3 separate regions of the Homo sapiens genome follow, and regions 1 and 2 are each linked to region 3. Evidence: chromatin contacts called from ENCODE Hi-C or POLR2A ChIA-PET data. All regions are on one chromosome and are shown on one strand. Each heading gives the region's core, a stretch centred on a gene start or an enhancer-like site at or near the end of the contact. The rest is flanking DNA. Distances are from core to core; before and after follow the strand shown.

Evidence for each region. Hi-C counts contacts between places; a loop is a spot of excess contacts on that map. ChIA-PET counts read pairs that join two places held with the same protein, here RNA polymerase II (POLR2A). Pooled maps may share reads with other maps.
Region 1: a loop to region 3 is called in a pooled map, with 5 times the contacts of the local background. The contact joins the promoter of EFEMP2 here to the promoter of SCYL1 in region 3. A Hi-C loop is called at or near these places in 5 of 50 pooled maps. POLR2A ChIA-PET finds 5 or more read pairs at or near these places in 5 of 52 experiments (BJ, Caco-2, H1 and 2 more).
Region 2: a pooled map shows a loop between it and region 3 (4-fold over the local background). The contact joins the enhancer-like site here to the promoter of SCYL1 in region 3. A Hi-C loop is called at or near these places in 2 of 50 pooled maps. POLR2A ChIA-PET finds 5 or more read pairs at or near these places in 3 of 52 experiments (CD8-positive, alpha-beta memory T cell, Caco-2 and activated B cell).

The regions. Positions count from the first base shown.
Region 1 is chr11:65,869,929-65,874,706 of GRCh38, forward strand. It overlaps EFEMP2 (EGF containing fibulin extracellular matrix protein 2), which reads right to left and starts at 2,872. Exons shown (of 11, transcript NM_016938.5): 1 at 2,755-2,872; 2 at 2,316-2,433; 3 at 2,042-2,090; 4 at 1,229-1,435; 5 at 608-730; 6 at 193-309; 7 at 1-48. The coding sequence starts at 2,426. RefSeq lists a silencer at 3,875-3,934.
Region 2 is chr11:65,817,126-65,821,454 of GRCh38, forward strand. The region is part of intron 3 of LOC124902693; the gene reads right to left. Among named protein-coding and RNA genes, the nearest start is that of SNX32, 15 kb to the right of the region's middle. RefSeq lists a silencer at 887-1,346. Within about 2 kb of position 1,251, at least 20 of the 41 ENCODE cell types and tissues checked have a DNase peak (open chromatin) inside an H3K27ac peak, as active enhancers do.
Region 3 is chr11:65,522,054-65,526,332 of GRCh38, forward strand. It overlaps SCYL1 (SCY1 like pseudokinase 1), which reads left to right and starts at 3,030. Exons shown (of 18, transcript NM_020680.4): 1 at 3,030-3,211; 2 at 3,521-3,661; 3 at 3,868-3,990; 4 at 4,071-4,279. The coding sequence starts at 3,101. RefSeq lists a silencer at 2,878-3,377.

The DNA of each region.
Region 1 (4,778 bases), core at 1,622-4,121, 350 kb after region 3:
TGAAGCAGCGCTGCTCGCATGGGGCCCCCATGTCACACTCGTTCACATCTGGGGGTGCCAGGAAAAACAGGAGGGATGAAAGCGGAGGAGGAGCCCAGAGCCTCCACTCTACCTGGGCTGGTCAAGAAGGGAGCGCCCCCACCTCACACCTCCCTGCCCAGGACCCAGGAGCCTGGCCCAGCCCAGCCTCACCAACACAGGAGCGGTTGTTAGGCCCCAGCTGGAAGCCCGGCTCGCACTGGCAGCGGAAGGAGCCAGGCAGGTTCACGCAGCGGTGCTGGCAGTAGCGGTAGCGGCACTCGTCTATGTCTAGGGATAGAGGCAGGAGAAGGAGGGCGGAGGGCAGAGGGCAGAGGGCAGGTGGGCTCGAGCCGGCTGGGACTCAAGGCTTCACCACCCATAATCCTGTGTCCGAGGAGCTGAATTAGGCAGGGTCAGCCAGGACACCTCCCAAACACTCCCCGCTACAGTCCTCTGTGTCTGATGACGGAGGGTGAGGTGGCAGGGGCCGGGGGTGAAGCCTGGCTTGAATGGGGGTCAGGTGCTAGGGCAAGGGCCAGACCAGGGACACAAAGCCGGGACTACAGAAGCTGCTTCCTGGACTCACCCACACACTCGGGCCCGATCTTGCGGTAACCATCAGGGCAGGTGCACTGATAGGAGCCAGGCAAGTTATGGCAGTCCTGGCTGGGGCGACAGTCGTGCAGGGCCTGGGCACACTCGTCCACATCTGCGAGAGACACCACTCAGCCCCTGCCTGGGATCCCGCACACCACCCAACATGACAGATAGTTCCAACACTTGTATTCGGTTCTCTCAACAGCACGCGTAAGAGTTCACCAGCCTGGAGCCATCAGGAAAGGCACCCCTAACCTCTAAAACCACATGTTGGGGGTTGCACAGGAAATAAGGTCCTGTCCAAACATCCCCAGCAACACTGATTCCTGGACTGTCCTTCCTCCAAGGCCTGTGGCTCCCAGGGGACAGACACTGGAAGGCAGACTTCCTGCAGTGTCTCTGCAGCAACCGAGGGGAGGGGCCCGGAGCTGGCTGGAGCAGTGGCACACAAGCTGGGGCCACCTGCGGCAGGTCCTAAACAACATGAGTGTCTGGATGAGGGTGTGGACATCACCAGTGGCCCTTTTGAGCTGGGGAGGAACATGAGGTCTGAGTTTAAGACGCCTGGTGAGAGGACTGGAAGCCAGGCACCAGAGCAGTCCCCACTCACCCACACAGCTGTCCTGATCGTCGGGCTCATAGCCTGGTGGGCAGGGGTTGGGGTGTTGAGCGGGAGGCACTGGTGGCGGGGGTCCCTCGCCGTGTAGGTCGTTGATGACGGCAGCGGAGCGGGGCAGGCACAAGTAGCCCCCGTAGTGGTTGATGCACTTCATTTCCCCCTTGCAGGCCTCAGGGATGGTCAGACACTCGTTGACATCTGCAGAGAGGGGCCTGCTGGGCACAGCCAGTCTCCTGGGCTGGCCCTGGAGGGAGCGGAGGCAGGAACCCAGCTCGGCCTTCTCTGAGATGTGTGGCCCCAGCAAAGCCTTCCCACTCTGCTCAACAAGCTAAGTCTGCCTGCTCAGGACCCCTCCCCAGGGTTGGCCAAGGCTGGAGATGGGGCAGCTGTTCCCACTGTTGCCCTCATTCTCGGCCTGCAAGTGGGTCTCTATCCCTCCCCACGGCCCTAGCCCTAGCTCAGCCCAAGATGGGGGGCCTCCTTACCCACCCCTGGGGACGCTACCCTCCCAGGTTGTGATGAGACAAAGAGCTGGGACAGGAGAGTGGTTCAGAGAAGGCGTACAGGATCCAGCTCCTCTGAGGGGTAGGGACAAGGTTTCCTGGGTTTCTGGGAGAGGATGAGGCCACCCCTAGCTCAACTGGCCTCCAGAGAGCCAGAGCTGGCCTCTGTGTAGCAGAGCTGGGCATAGAACGGGCTGCTGGGCTCCCACGGCAGTTCTTGGAGGTGGGGCTGTCCCTTGGAAAGCAGCTATCAATCCCTTTCCGGGTTCCTGGGGGTGTTTGGTCCCCCAGGCACACACACCCCGGCAGTGCTGGCTGTCTGGGTCCCACTCATAGCCATCTGTGCATTCCTGGAAGGGAACCAGAAGTGGCCAGTGGTCACCCTAAGATCTCCTCCAACTGGCCAGGCCAAGACTAGGGCCTGAGCCTGGCCACCCTCCGGCCTGCTCCAAACAATGGCCCCCAGCTCTCCACCAGCCAGGGGAGGAAGACTTCCCCGGCAGCAGTCACCCTGGGTCCCGGTCTCTTCCTCCCTACCCTTCCTGTCCCAGGCCAGCGGCCCTCACTGTCCCCACCGTGTAGCTGTCGGGCTCTTCAGAATCCTGAGGAGAAGCTGATCCCAAGAGCAACAGTAGCAGCGCCCAGAGCAGTAGAGACCCGGGTAGGCAGGAGGCGCAGGGGAGCATCCTGGGGCTGCGAGATGGTGGACACGGGTCAGGGGCCTCTGCCCGCGGCACCTCAACTCCCTGTACCGGGAGCCCGAGCCCAGCCCCCGCCACTGCCCGCTCAGGACCGTGCTTGGGCCTCGGGGCCTCCCAGGGCTGGGGGCCGACTCCTCACAGGCCCAGGTCCCAGGCCCGGGTCCCAGGCCCACCCGCCCCGGCCACCCCGCCCCCGCCCCGCGCCCCTGCGGCGAAGGCCGAGGAGCGCGGGCCTCTGTGGGCGCTACGCTGCCGCGGACTCGGCCGAGACTCCGGCCCACGCCCTCCCCCACGGACGGTCACAGCCACTCACTTGGGCCCGCGACACCCCCGCGGCCCGCGGCTCTGGCGGCTCGGCTGGCTCGGGCAATGCCTGCGGGCAGACGGACGGGCGGACGGCACAGCTCCCTGGACGCGCGGCCCCAGGAAGCGCCCCCCGCCCGCCCGCCTGCCGCGGCGCGGCCCACCCCGGCGCCTCCGCCCGCCCTTCGGCGGATTCCTGAGCCAGCGCCAGGGGGAGGGACCCCGACCCCCCGCTTCTCCGCCCCCGGCCAGCCACAGGCCCCTACCCGGTCCCCCGCGGCGCCGCCAGGAGCCGCCTCCCGGCGCCGGACCAGGGTCCCCCAGTGCTCGATCCTGGGGCCCCGACCTTGATGCCAGGCCCCCAGACTCACCCGGGGGCCCCCAGACGCTCACCAAAAATGTCATCCTGCTCACCTAGGTCCTACCTAATCTGCGCCCCCAGAATTTCATCCTGTGCACCCACACCGTAATCCTGGAGCCCCCAGATTCTCATTGTGCGCCTCCCGAGATCGTCCTGGGTACCTAGAGCCCACCTAACCCAGTCCTCCAGACCCTCAATCTGCTCCCTGCAAAATTTTATTCTCTGCCCCAGACCGTCATTGTAAAAGATCCTAAAACTTCATCCAGGGTCCCCAGACCCTCGCCCAGGAACGAGAGGCTCCCAGGAGCAGAACTGTCCTTCTCGCTCCCTCCTGCCCTCCACCCCCAGGACCGTCTTCAGCCGGGTGGTCCTTTCACTACACACGGCCTCCCCCACACCCTCCATCCACAAAGCTACAAGTTTGGGGGCGAGGGCGGCAGTTCCCTTTTGGCACAAAATGAATGGAAGCCCCTGAGAAGGAGGGCAGGGCTGATGTCGGACGTGCGGGATGCCAGAGTCGGGTGCCAAGGCGCCTCCTCGACCTCCTCGCACCAGCGTCCCCCGCCCGGTTTCCGCCTCCGCCCGAAGTGGGGGCGTGTCCTTGGGGCGGAGTATGGGCGGGGCTGGCTCCCAGGAAGGGCGTGGCCTCTGTTTGCCCACGTCTTTGGGCGGGGCCAGGCGGGAAAGCACTGCGTGTCCGGGGATCCCCCGCCTGGGGCCCGCCCTTCCTTTCCCCTTGCCATCCCTGCTTATCCCCGCAGTCGCCCTCCACGTGACCCCGGGGAGGGAGTCTGCCGAGGAGGGGACGTGCTGGTGGGTCCCGCGGCGAGCGCCTGGGGCTCAGGTGAACTGCGCAGTGCCCGCTCCTCGCCACTCTGCCACCACCATCCCTCCCAGCTGCTGGGGCAGAAGGTTAAATAATAGCTCTTTAGGGGCCGGACGCGGTGGCTCAAGCCTGTAATCCCAGCACTTTGAGAGGCCGAGGCAGGTGGATCACCTGAGGTCAGGAGTTCGAGACCAGTCTGGACAACATGGTGAAACCCCGTCTCTACTAAAAATATAAAAATTAGCCAGGCGTGGTGGCGCGTGCCTGTAGTCGCAGCTACTCAGGAGCCTGAGGCAGGAGAATCACCTGAACTCGGGAGGTGGAGGTTGCAGAGAGCCCAGATCACACTGCTGCACTCCATGGGTGACAGAGGGAGACTCCATCTTAAAATAATAATAATAATAATAGGCCCGACGCGGTGGCTCACGCCTGTAACCCCAACACTTTGGGAGGCCAAGGTGGGCAGATCACAAGGTCAGGAGTTCAAGACCAGCCTGGCCAACATGGTGAAACCCTGTCTTTACAAAAACACAAAGAAATTAGCTGGTGTAGTGGCACGTGCCTCTAATCCCAGCTACTCGGGAGTCTGAGGCAGAATAATCTCTTAAACCCGGGAGGCAGTTGTTGCAATGAGCCGAGATTGTGCCATTGCACTCCAGCCTGGGCGACAGAGCGAGACTCCATCTCAAAAATAGTAATAATAATAATAGCTCTTTAAAACGAGAAAGACAGTAACAAGTGTTGGCAAAGATACGGAGAAACTGGAGCCCTCATGCACTGTTGGTGGACAATGGTCTGGCAGTTCCTCAAAATGTTATCACATGACCTGACAATTTCACTCCTAGGT
Region 2 (4,329 bases), core at 1-2,500, 290 kb after region 3:
TGAGGCCACATGGTTGCCCGCAGGACAGCTCTAAGACACCATTTAGTTGATTAAAGCAGATGTTCAAACTCTCCTCCAATCCCACCTATCTACTCACAATTTGCATCCCCCCAACCCCCATCAGTCTCCTTTTTTTAAAAAAAGAGATATGCTAGGCCAGGCATGGTGGCTCAGGCCTGTAATTCCAGCACTTTGGGAGGCTGAGGCAGGAGGATCACTTGAGACCAGGAGTTTGAGATCAGCCTGGGCAACATAGCAACACCCTGTCTCTAAAAAAAAAAAAAAAAATTAGCCAGTGATGCGTGCCTGTGGTCCCAGCTAGCTACTCGGGAGGCTGAGATGGGAGGATCGCTGGAGCCCAGGAGGATGAGGCTGCAGTGAGCTCTGATTGTACCACTGAACTCCAGCCTGGGCAACAGAGCCAGACCCTGTCTCCAAAAAAAGAAAAAAGATAAAGAGAAATGCTAGTGGTAAAAAAACGTAACTTAAAGCCTGTACATTCCCCGCAGGGGGGTGTTTATGGCCTTGTATCCAGCTGGCTCTTCCCAGATTCAAAAGCAATTATTCCAAAAGAATGCTTTATGGTTAAAATTAAACCACAGTCCAAAAGCTATTAGAACTGGACTTTGAACAAATGCCAAAGAGGACAGTTATGAACATCTTCTTGACAGAAAAAGAAAGAGACCCACCAGAAGGAAGAAATCTAAAACAAACAAAAAATTAAGTAAAATGTTGAAACCTGTTCAACCACCCTATTTCAGATAGAACGCACTTTTTAACCACATTAGGAAAGCGAAACTCGCCGTGGGTGGGGTGGAAACGCTGCCAGGTCATCCTGTCTAAAGAAACTCTGGTCGCGCCTACCTGAGGGACGTGCGGGCGCGGCTCGGCCCCCACGAGGCGCCCCGACACCGCGCCGGCCGCGCGGCTCCCGCAGGCACAGCGCCCGCCCCGGCGAGCACCAGTGCATCACCCCGGTGACGTGGGTCACCTGCCCTGATGCGTTATTCCGCCGCTTGATGAAGAAACCAGCATTTAGGAAAACACAGAGGCGCACATTAGCGTGCACGAAATCGCCCGAGGGAGCTGAGAGCTGGCGAGGTCACGAGTGCCGGGCTCCGGGCGGGGGGTGGGGCAGGGCGGCGGGGCAAGGCCGGGGCGGGAGCGGCGATCCGAGGCCGGGTCAGCAGCGCCCCCTCCTGGAACGCCGGGAGCGCCGCGCGCGCGGATGCCGCTCTCCTTCCAGCCTGGCGCGCCGCTGCCCCCTATCGGACAAACGCTTTGACCGTTGGCTAAAGCAAGTATCAGACGTCAGCCCCTCCAGGTGGCAAGCACGCCTGGCCAAGCCTCAGTTTCCACATCTCTCAAATGGGAGCGATGGCAACACTATCTACCCTTGCACACCTCAGAGGGTGACCAGGAGCAAATGAAGGAAGCACCGCTCTTTCTTCCTGGGCCGGCCTCGCTGCTTAGGCCCCAGCAAAATCCAGGTCGCCTCCCCGAGGTCATCTTTGTCCCCCGTGTCTGAACTGGGAGCACAGTTATAAAACCAGTCATGTTGTTCTGAGAGTGGCGTCTCTCTTCCAGTAGCTTCGATAACTCCACAAATGTATTTAACATAATTTTCAAAACATTTTTTCTTATAAGCATGTATCATAATTTAGTTTTCCGGCAATTATCCATTCACTGTCTAAATCCCCCACCACACTGTGAGTCCTGGGGATGCAGGGACCTCCCTGTCACTGTCATTGTTGTGTCTCCAGAATCTGCCTAGCACAGTGCCTCCCACACAGTAGGTGCTCAATAAATTGCTGTTGGAAAAATACATGGATGAAGCCTAGGAGCTGGAGGCTAGGCAGAAACAGAAAGGACAAAGTCAGATACGGGGGGAAATCCTATTTCCAGAATGGTATCTCAAGTGACTATTAAAAATGCGGCGCCGGGCGCGGTGGCTCACGCCTGTAATCCCAGCACTTTGGGAAGCCGAGGCGGGCGGATCACGAGGTCAGGAGATCGAGACCATCCTGGCTAACATGGTGAAACCCCGTCTCTACTAAAAATACAAAAAAAATTAGCCGGGCGTGGTGGCGGGCGCCTGTAGTCCCAGCTACTCGGGAGGCTGACTGCAGGAGAATGGTGTGAACCTGGGAGGCGGAGCTTGCAGTGAGCCGAGATCGCGCCCCTGGACTCCAGCCTGGGCTACAGAGCGAGACTCCGTCTCAAAAAAAATAAAAATATAAATATAAATAAATAAATAAATAAATAAATAAATAAATAAATAAATAAAAATTAAAATGAGGCCAAAGGCCGGGTGCAGTGGCTCATTCCTGTAATCCTAGCACTTTGGGAGGCCGAGGTAGGTGAATCACTTGAGGCCAGGAGTTCCAGACCAGTGGGGCCAACATGGTAAAACCCTGTCTCTACTAAAAATAGAAAAAAATTAACTGGGCGTGGTGGTGTGCACCTGTAATCCCAGCTACTGAGGAGACTGAGGCATAAGACTCTCTTAACCCTGGGAGGCAGAGGTTGCAGTGAGCCGAGATTGCACCACTGTCCTACCTGGTGACAGAGTGAGACTCTGTGTCAAAAAATAAAAATAAAAAAGGCCAGGCACAGTGACTCACGCCTGTAATACCAGCACTGGAGGAAGCCAAGGTAGGAGGATCACTTAGGCCCAGGAGTTCAAGACCAGCCTGGGCAACAAGATGAAACCACGGCTCTGCAAAAAATACAAAAATTAGCCAGGCACTGTGGCGTATGTCTATAGTTTCAGCTATTTGGGAGGCTGAGGTGGGAGGATTGCTTGAGCCCAGCAGGTGGAAGCCGCAGGGAACCATGATCACACCACCGCATTCCAGCCTGAGCAACAGAGTGAGATCCTGTCTCTAAATAATAATAATAATTAATAAAATAAAATAAAATAAAAATGAAAGGCCAGGCACAGTGGTGAGTGCCTATAATCCCAGCTACTCAGGAGACTGAGGTTGGAGGATCACTTGAGCCCAGGTGTTCTAATCCAGCTTGGGCAATGTAGGGAGACACCATCTCTATTTTAAAAAGAAAAGAAAGAAAAGGTGGGGATGATGAAAAAGGTTTTTAAATAGAAAGCGGTGGTGGTTGCACAACATTGTGAATGCACCAAATGCCACTGAATTGTAGGCTATAAAATGATTAATTATATGTTATATGCATTTCACCTCAATAAAAAAAATGAAAGGGCAGAATTGTAATATAATCATTATGATCATTCCTGCTTTAGACACTGCAAATACTTGATGAAGTCAACATAAAGAGAATAACTTTTATAGAGTGTTCTACAGTTGACATAAATGTTTTCATATAAATGATTTCATTTGTCCCTCCCAACAAGCCCATTAATTTGCAGACGAGGAAAACAGGATTGCAGATCAGTGGCTTCCTTCCAACAGGTAGGGCACACTCCCCCTCGGGGGCTCTGCCCTTGAGGCTCCCCGCTATGAAAAGACTTCCTCCAAACCACAGCTTCCCCCTCCCCTCTTGCTGGGCTCTGCTTCAAGGGTCACCAGAAGGGCCTTCCTCAAAGAGCGGCCCTCCTCCCCATCGTCATTCTCTCTCCCTTACCCTGCTTGAGTTTTTCTTTAAAATTCTTAGGACATATTATATTGACATTATTTCTTTTTGTCTCCTTCCACAACAATGTAAGCACCAAGAGAACAGTGCTATTTGTCAGTTTTGTTCTCTGTTATAATCCTGACATCTGGAATGGTACCTGACAAATAATAGGTGCTTAATAAATATTGTTAAATGAATGCATTTGTTAAAGGAATAATAACTTTACCATGAACTTGGCCAGATCTTTTGAGGATCCAAGGCTTTTTAGGTCACACCACAAAAACAAAATTACAATATGATGGAGATAAAATACCAGTTGTGAGAGGCCTGTAACAAAGCGCTACCCAGTTCACTGATTATTACCTGCGTGTGCTCCACTTATCCCCCAGGGAGGCACCTGTCTGTTGTATCCCTGGCTCCCAGCATGGTGCTGGACACCTAGTATTAGGCACTGATCTGCATCAGTAAGAAACAATGGATTCTGAGCAACACAAACAAGAACAGAACTGGCTACAGTGCACATCCCGGTCCCACCCTAAGTGTGCATATGGCAGGGAACGGGGAGTCTCTGAGGACCAGAGGAAGGAGGACACGCAGGACAGGGGCCAGAGTCCAGGGAGCAGCAGAGCATGGCCTTCTGAGCCCCACGTGATTTGTGTAGAAATAGCTCCCGAGACCAAGCTGATCTGCCATGTAAACCTCGCACGATTACTTCCTGTTCCCAGGGGAGAACTTGCA
Region 3 (4,279 bases), core at 1,780-4,279:
AAGGTGAAGCAGGTCAGGTGATTACAGGATAGGGGGCCCTTCCCTTTTAGGTAGCCGAAGCAGAGAGAGAAGGCAGCATACGTCAGCGTTTTCTTCTCTGCTCTTATAAGAAAGATCAAAGACTTTAAGACTTTCACTATTTCTTCTACCTCTATCTACTACGAATTTCAAAGACGAACCAGGAGTATGGGAGGAGCATGAAAGTGGACAAAGAGCGTGAGCATTGAAGCACAGCACCACAGGGAGGGGTTTAGGCTTCTGGATGACTGCGGGCAGGCCTGGATAATATCCAGCCTTCCACAAGAAGCTGGTGGAGCAGAGTGTCCCCTGACTCCTCCAAGGAAAGGAGACTCCCTTTCGCGGTCTGCTAAGTAACGGGTGCCTTCCCAGACACTGGCGTTACCGCTTGACCAAAGAGCCCTCAAGAGGCCCTTATGCGGGCGTGACAGAAGGCTCACCTCTTGCCTTCTAGGTCACTTCTCACAATGTCCCTTCAGCACCTGACCCTATACCCGCCGGTTATTCCTAGGTTATATTAGTAATGCAACAAAGAGTAATATTAAAAGCTAATGATTAATAATGCTTATAACAATGATTGATAATTGTTCATGACCATCTCTATATCTAATTTGTATTATGACTATTCTTATTCTAACTATTTTCTTTTTTATACTGAAACAGTTTGTGCCTTCAATCTCTTGCCTCCGCACCTAGGTATTCCTCCGCCCACACATATGTGGGGGAAAGGAAGCGAGATCAGACTGTTACTGTGTCTATGCAGAAAAAAAGAAGACATAAGAAACTCCGTTTTGATCTGTACTAAGAAAAATTCTTCTGCTTTGAGATGCTGTTAATCTGTAACTTTAGTTCCAACCCTGTGCTCACAGAAACATGCGCTGTATTGAATCAAGGTTTAAGGGATTTAGGGCTGTGCAGGATGTGCCTTGTTAACTATATGTTTGCAAGCAGTATGCTTGGTAAAAGTCATCGCCATTCTCCATTCTCTATTAACCAGGGACATGATGCACTGTGCAAAGCCACAGGGACCTCTGCCCGAGAAAGCCTGGGTATTGTCTCCCCGACTGAGACAGCCTGATATGGCCTTGTGGGAAGGGAAAGACCTTACCATCCCCCAGCCCGACACCCGTAAAGGGTCTGTGCTGAGAATTAGTAAAAGAGGAAGATCTCTTTGCGGTTGAGATAAGAGGAAGGCCTCTGTTTCCCGTATGTCCCTGGGAATGGAATGTCTTGGTGTAAAGCCCACCAGTCATTCTATTCTGAGATAGGAGAAAACTGCCCTATGGCTGGAGGTGAGATATGCTAGCGGTGATACTGCTCTGTTACTCTTTGCTACACTGAGATGTTTGGGTAAAGAGAAACATAAATCCAGCCTACGTGCACATCCGGGCACAGTACCTTCCCTTGAACTTATTTATGATGCAGATTCCTTTACTCACATGTTTTCCTGCTGACCTTCTTCCCACCATCACCCTGTTCTGCCGCAGTCCCCTTGCAGAGATAGTGAAAATAGTAATCAGTAAATACTGAGGGAACTGAGAGACCAGCGCCGGTGCAGGTCCTCGTATACTGAGTGTGCCGGTCCCCTGGGCCCACTGTTCTTTCTCTATACTTTGTGTCTTATTTCTTTTCTCAGTCTCTTGTCTCCACCTGACGAGAAATACCCACAGGTGTGGAGGGGCAGGCCCCCTTCAAACATGTTGGTCAGGCTGACCTGGAACTCCTGACCTCAGGTGATCCTCCAGCCTCGGCCTCCCAAAGTGCTGAGATTACAAGCGTGAACCACTGTGCCTGGCCCTCACCCCAGTTTATAGATGGGGGACCTAACGCACCCAAAGGGAACTGTGTGAGTTCTCACATCCAATGAGGGGCTGAACCGTGATTGAAACCCAGCACCGTCTCACTGTGGCATCTCTGCCCTTGAGTTATCTCCCAAAGGCATCCCAACCAGACTTTTCATAACCAGTCCCAGAATCTCACCAGTGCTCCATAGCTGTGGTTGAGGCACTGTCCCCAAGCCTGGGTCCTGAGACCCTACCAGCAGAAGAACCACTGCCTGTCCAGCCCCTCCTACACAGCTCAGGGGCTGGATCCCCACCAGTGTGATGTGCTGATTGAGCTAACACCACTCCATGGCTGTCTACACAGGCACTGAGAGATGCAATCCGTTGGCTTGAGAGCCGGGCAGCTGAGCCCAGGAGAGCAGGGTCCCCTCCCAGCCCTTTGGCCTCTTCCAGACCTGCCCAGTTGCTCCTTCTCCCTCCCTCCTTTCCTGGGGTCACTTCTTCTTCCCTCCTCAGTCTCTCCTTCCTCCATTCCCTGGGTGCCCGCCCCTGCCCCGGGGTTCTGGACCTCCTTGGAACCTTGGATTCACTCTCTGCCTCTCACCCACGCTCTTTCTCTGGGGCGTCTCCTCGTGCTTCTCTCATGGTCACTTCACCAGGACCGACTCCTCCCCGGAGCCTGGAGGCACCCACTTGCTGGTGGGAGAGAGTGTCTGGCGTGGGGCCAGTCTCCCTCTCTGGGTCTCTGCCTCACTCCTCACTGCACCCTCTCATGCCTGTCAGTCTTTCTACCTCTCCCCCTTTTTGCCTCGGTTTCCCCATCCCTCTGTCCCTTCTTAAGCTCTCATCCTTACAGTACGCTAGAAGGCAGGCTCTATTATCCTTTAGGATTTAGGCCTCTTTAGATAAAAGGGCTCACAGGCTTGGAGGGTTTTAAGTGACTTACCCGGCGGCGGAGTACTGATCTTAGTACCGCCCGCCGCCCCGGACTGCCCCGCCCCTCCCTAGCCCCCCCATCCCCGCCCCTCCCTAGCCCCCCCATCCCCGCCCCTCCCTAGCCCCCCCATCCCCGCCCCTCTCCCGCCCCTCCCTTGTCCCCGCCCCTTCCCGCCCCAACTCAGGTTCTGCCCCACCCCGCCCCAATTCACGTCCTGCTCCGCCCCGACGTAGGCCCCGCCCTGGCCCCCGGGCCCCGCCCCCGTCTGACGCAGGCCCCGCCCCCTCTCCGCCCCGCCCCGGCTCGGGCGGCCGGAGGACCCGGAGCTAAGGCGCCCGAACCCGCGGCGGCGGTGGGGACGATGTGGTTCTTTGCCCGGGACCCGGTCCGGGACTTTCCGTTCGAGCTCATCCCGGAGCCCCCAGAGGGCGGCCTGCCCGGGCCCTGGGCCCTGCACCGCGGCCGCAAGAAGGTGAGTGCGGCCGAGCTCCGTAGGCCGCGGTCGACCTGGGCCTTGCCTATTCCGCGCCGCCGACCCCGTCGCGTTGCGCCCGGCCTGACGTGGCGGCGGAACCAAGGGGTAGCAGGCCGGGGAGGGGGCGGGCAGTGCCTACGTGGCGGGCGGAGGGACCGAGGGACCGACAGGCGGACAGGGCCGGGGTCACGTGGGCCCGGCGAAGTGTCCCTAAGGCTGACCTGGGGAGAGACCTGGCTGCGGGCCCTTGTCTTCCGGCCACACAACAGCTCTGGGACCATCTCAGGCCCCGCTGCCCTCCCCTAGGCCACAGGCAGCCCCGTGTCCATCTTCGTCTATGATGTGAAGCCTGGCGCGGAAGAGCAGACCCAGGTGGCCAAAGCTGCCTTCAAGCGCTTCAAAACTCTACGGCACCCCAACATCCTGGCTTACATCGATGGACTGGAGGTACCTGCTGCCTTGCCTGCCCGTCTCTGCCCCTCACGATGTCCTGGTTACCCACTCCTGTCTCCCCTCCTGCCCTGTTTCCACCCTATGTGCCCCAGCACCCCCAGATTTGGTTTCCTCTTCCCCATCTCTCCCAACTTCAAGTCGCTTATCTCTCCTTCCTCTCTGCCCCTCCGCCCTTGATAACCCTGTGTCCCCTTCCCCAGACAGAAAAATGCCTCCACGTCGTGACAGAGGCTGTGACCCCGTTGGGAATATACCTCAAGGCGAGAGTGGAGGCTGGTGGCCTGAAGGAGCTGGAGATCTCCTGGGGGCTACACCAGATCGTGGTGAGGTGGGGGGCAGTGGTGATGAGAGCAGGGATGGGGGGTTGCAGGTGCTGGGGCGTGATGGCTCCTTTTGCCCCCAGAAAGCCCTCAGCTTCCTGGTCAACGACTGCAGCCTCATCCACAACAATGTCTGCATGGCCGCCGTGTTCGTGGACCGAGCTGGCGAGTGGAAGCTTGGGGGCCTGGACTACATGTATTCGGCCCAGGGCAACGGTGGGGGACCTCCCCGCAAGGGGATCCCCGAGCTTGAGCAGTATGACCCCCCGGAGTTGGCTGACAGCAGTGGCAG